Regions from separate parts of the Homo sapiens genome. Here region 2 is linked to region 1. A link is an interaction called in ENCODE POLR2A ChIA-PET data of the cell type or tissue named here. Cell type or tissue: GM12878. All regions are shown on one strand.

Evidence for each region. ChIA-PET counts read pairs that join two places held together with the same protein. Peaks named below come from ENCODE experiments on the same cell type or tissue, not always from the same donor. Only the 100,000 strongest peaks of a DNase experiment are listed, where the experiment ranks them.
Region 2: POLR2A ChIA-PET joins it to region 1 with 8 read pairs; 2 of 35 experiments call an interaction of 5 or more read pairs at or near these places.

Annotation. Positions count from the first base shown.
Region 1 is chr1:56,569,757-56,572,256 of GRCh38, forward strand. The region is part of intron 1 of PLPP3 (phospholipid phosphatase 3); the gene reads right to left. Among named protein-coding and RNA genes, the nearest start is that of PLPP3, 8.6 kb to the right of the region's middle. In GM12878, no CTCF peak of the experiment used is centred here; no DNase peak of the experiment used is centred here.
Region 2 is chr1:55,640,398-55,642,897 of GRCh38, forward strand. No RefSeq gene overlaps it. Among named protein-coding and RNA genes, the nearest start is that of LINC01753, 300 kb to the right of the region's middle. RefSeq lists enhancers at 692-861, 882-951. In GM12878, no CTCF peak of the experiment used is centred here; a DNase peak (open chromatin) is centred at 1,084; H3K4me3 peaks cover 267 bases.

The sequences.
Region 1 (2,500 bases):
TCCTTTCTTCCCCCGCACAGTGCAAACACACAATATTGACATTCCAGCCTCCAGCTACTCACTCTTCCCAAATAGGTCCCTGCTTCCAAGTCTCAGCACCTGTGCTTCACTCTGCTGCAATACCTTCTCCCCCTTCCTGGCTTGTGAGCTATTATTTATCTTGCAAGACCCAGCTCCACACCCTCAGGCAAGCTTCATCACTCTTCACTGTGCTGCTAGAGTAGGCCCTCCCTTAAGGCTCCAAAGTCATCACTTATATAGTGTTTGTCATTAGGCAAAAGCCTGTTCCACTTTCACCAGCCTGGGAATTCCTTAAGGCCATGGAAACCCTGGGGCCTGGCATATAGTAGGTGCTCAAGAATCATCTGCAGAAGACAAGGCTTATACCTGAAAGACAGGTACAAACATAGGCTTAATAGGCTCTCTAGAAATTATACTGATTGATACCACAAACTAATTTGGGGGCCAGATATAAAGAAACCATCAATGAGAATGGTTTCCTTCGTGTCAATGTAATAGTGTATTATGTGTTTTAGGGATACATAAACAGGAACCAAAGCACACTACTTATTATGACAAGGCGCTTATAATGATTTGCATTTCTCTGCAAAACTCTTTAGGCATATAATTTTGTTAATTTGTGACAAACCTCAAAAACACACTTACCACCAATACCTTGATTGCAATATATACTTTCAAATCACACAGAAATCAAGTTCCTTTCAAAGGTTTCCAAAAGAGTCTGAAGTGCGTTGTTTTGTTTGGTTTGTTTTAAATTTGGGAATTTAAATGCAGATCATAATTTATAATTTAACCCAGACTTAAGGGAAGAATAATTTCACAAGGATGTTCAAGAACCTGACCTAGCCTTCTTTTGAATGTTGGCACTGACAATGCGTGACCTTGAGAAGTCTGTTTAATCTGAGACTGTTTCATCCTCAGTCACATGGGAATAAGGAGAGTTTGTTGAGAGGCTTTTAAAAAGCAAAAATAAATAAATAAATAATAAAAAGCAAAAACTTTGAAAACATGGAGTCTCTTTTTTCTCCCCTGAGATACATCATTTGAAAAAGGTGGCACCTGTTCCAGCTCAAATCATTCAGCAGTGATCTTGGTAATAAGTACTTTCCTGAAAAAATACCAGTTTGAAGAAAAGTAATATTTCAAAACACTGCCTAGTCCTTCACATTTGTCCCATGTATCTTTGGCTTCACTCAGCTAACATCCACTGATATGGATTAAAAGTTAAACCTGTTTGTCTTGTTCCTTTTTCTACTGACGCACGCAAGAGAGAAAGCTCTCCAGGGAACTCTCCTCATGAATAATATCAAATTTCAAACCAACAAGTCCACATCCGAAAAGCAGAATGGTAGAAAGGCAAGACCTTGGTTCTAGGTCCTCCTCTTTCACTGTCACTGGACAATTACTAACCAACCAAGACCTCTAGTTCCCATTTGTGAACCAAGGGCATTGACTAGGATGTGGTGATGATAATGACTGCAGCAACTACCTCTTGAGTGTCTCTATGCACCAGGCACTGTACTAGGCATGTCCCCACCACGTCACAGTGCACACAGAATCTCATTTCGTAAATGAGGATTTATGAGGCATCACAGAGATCAAGTAAACTTGCTTAAGCTTCTATGGCCAATAATAGTGAGCAGACTCCAGTCTGACTCCAAAGCCCGTGCTATTCCCCTCACACCTCTCTCCCTTCCCCAGCTCAAAAAGGCCTATTTTTCTAACTGACATTAAAAAATGACCTTGGTATCGTTGATAATGAAATCTCCAAGGTACTTCCAAATTCTAAAGATTCCATGAATCTAGGCAATGAGGAATTGCTCCAATGGTATTCTCTTTATTATGTCTACAGAGAAGCTTATTCATCAAGCTTTAAGCTGTTTTGCAATTATTTACATATTACTCTGTCTACTCCACTGCCCAATAATATCCTTAAGACCAAAATAAACAAAATGGAAAGAAATGAAAAAGACTGCTTTGATTGCATTAATTGCAATCAATTAATTGCAAATTGAAAAGTGGGGCAGCAAGGTAACCTGACAAGAGCTCTGGAAAAGTTGGTGACTGCTTTCTAGCTGGGTGCCCTTGTGCAAGTTACTTAACATCTCTGAGCTACAGTTCCCTCTTCTATAAAAGGGATCGTCTCTATACCACATGATTGGCCTGTATAATAAATATGGTAGCCTAGCTCAGTACCTTCCTTCCTCAGCAAATACAGAGGGTCCCCTAGATGACCAGCGTTTCGATCATTTCCAATCATTTCTGGTTTTTTTTTTTTTTTTTTTTTTTTGAGACAGAGTCTCGCTCTATCACCCAGCCTGGAGTGCAGTGGCGTGATCTTGGCTCACTGCAGCCTCTGCCAACTGGGTTCCAGCAATTCTCCTGCCTCAGCCTCCGGAGTAGCTGGGATTACAGGCACACACCACGATGCCCGGCTAATTTTTGTATTTTTAGTAGAGACGGGGTTTCACCATGTTGA
Region 2 (2,500 bases), 930 kb before region 1:
AGAATGGTTGCCTCTGAATTTGTGTCTCCTGCTGGAGACTGGAGCTTCTCCAGAACAGGGTACTCAGTCTTACTTGGATCCATATCCACAGCACCTTTGACAGAGCCTGGCATACTACAGGTACTCTCTAAATGTTTTTGTTTTAATGAAAATAAGTATTCACACAATTCACAGTCTATTTACTGTAAAGTACAAAATAGTCCTTCATTCTTCCTCTCTCCCCAACCCTAATTTTCTCTGTCTCTGATGCTTCACAAACATACACATACTCAAAGGGTTCGTATAGGTTGTTAAGTAAAGTAATTGAAAGCTTCTGCTTTGATTTTTTTTTTTTAATTTCAGGAAGCTACTTGAACAGAGAGTAATTATTACTGTTAATAGCAATAATTTCCCTATAATCTGGTTACATGTCCTATTTCATTTTAATGATCAGAGCAGCTGTCTTTAAACAAGTCTGGACAGGGATCTGGAAGCAGAGCTTCCTGAGACATATTCTCTTTGGTCCAATTATTCCACTTCTGGAGAATGTCTGAGAAGGCAGCTGAGGTTGGGGGCAGGATGGGGCAGTTTATGTCCCTCTGAATCTTCTAGCACACAGGACTTTCCGGAGCTTTTCAACAGCAACTCCACTGTGCCACAGGAGGAGAGGCAGATAGGGTTTCTGATCTCATCATCTCCCTTTCTCTTAAACCCTCCAGCGAGAGCTCTCTGGGGGCAGAGCCACAGCTCCAAGCCAGCAGGTTTCCTTTCCTCTTAATTGGGAGATGATAACATGGAAAACCAACAACCATATCAATGCCTTACAGCTTCTCAGGTCTTTTTTCTCCCCTAAAACTTGCTTTACAGGAGGAAACGGGGCCGCTTCAGATGGTTTCACTTTAAAACAAAACACAAGACTCTATGCTCTGAGCATTTGCTCAGCATTTATTAAATGTCTGTATTGTAGCTACCGGCTTGCTGGTGCCACAGCATCTGCGCATGCTCCCTGTGACTTCCTGGTCTGCAATGTGTTGCTGTTCCTAGCACCAGCTCTCCAGCCAGACCTGGATTACAGTCCCTTTTCAGCCACTCACTCGGCTCCATGACCTCCGAAAGAAAGGCCCTGTATGCTTTTTCATCTCTGAGTTTTAGTTCCTTATTTGTAAAATGTAGATAAAAATATCTACTTTGCATGGTTGACCTAAGGATTAGGCAAGACAATTTAGGGCATACACGTAGTAAATGACTGCTTCTGAGCCCTATTTTACTGGTGTTCTTGGTGGGAGAGTCTTACAGAGCTGGTTAAATGCACCTGGGCTGAAAATGCAAATTTCAGAAATCCGACAGGGGCAGGAATAATGTCCATTTATGAACAATGGGATTTCAACTAAACTCCATCTTTCCCAAATCACAAAGGCACAAAGATGACCTGTTGGTCAATGGTTAAATTCATTTTGGGGAGAAAGATACCTTTGGCATTTTCCCTCTAGCGACTTGCACCTAGCTGACAGCTGTTTTCAATATGTTGATGATTTAGGAAAACAGTCAAAAATAATACTTTGGAAATTTTAGTCCCACAGCTATGAAAAGAGCTGCAGGAAGAGAGAGGTTGTCTTTAATTAAGTCATTCCATCCAATCCATGGTGTGTTTTATTTTATGTTTAAATGAAATAAACCTTAAGAAAAATTATTGTTCTACACACACATTTTTATACACACTTCCTGGCTTGCAAAGGGCTGTTTCCATAATTGAAGTAAATGTAAAATGTATAAAACACATGGAAACATAGGTTGGCACTACTCACGGTGAGTTCTTTTCAAGACAAAATGTATTTCCAGGAAATATCACAAAATTTCCAAGCCACATGAGGTGGTTTGGATAGAATAGAGGGACCATCTTCTTTCCCTTATGCAATATTGTTAATGTTCTAGACTACAAATAGAAAAAAATCCTTATTCATTCTCTTCTCTCTAGTTTTTTTTTTTTTTTTTTTTTTTTTTTTTTGGTCTCATTATTGTGAGACTATGAGGAATAAAAGAAGAAAAGCAGCTCTGGAATCATAATGGAAAGCAATGCCTGTTGATAGGGGTTTAAGAAAGATAATCATTTCCACCCTCCCTACAGGTTCTGAATCAACTGAGAAATAGTCACAAGAGACAGATGGAGGTAAGTGTTCTGGCTTCAGTGATGGTAGCATTGCATTAGATGGCAGGACTTGGACCTGAGCCCCAGTAGGCTTCCTATTAATTTTCCCAAATCCAGGACTTTGGATGACATATTGAAGAGAGAGTATGAATCTGTGGAATGGGGAAATGCTTATGCATTCTGCTGCAAGAAGAATTGTTGCCCCTCAATTATCTAGTTCCAGTGGTAAGGACCACAGGTCAAGGCTGTGAACTCCACCTCATGCAGAAATGTGGACCCATGAAAGTCGGATTTGATTACTTCTCCAATAGGAAGAATTGAAGTACAGTGTGGGGAAGATGGGTTAGAAGTTGACTCTAAGGCAGGCAGTCTCCT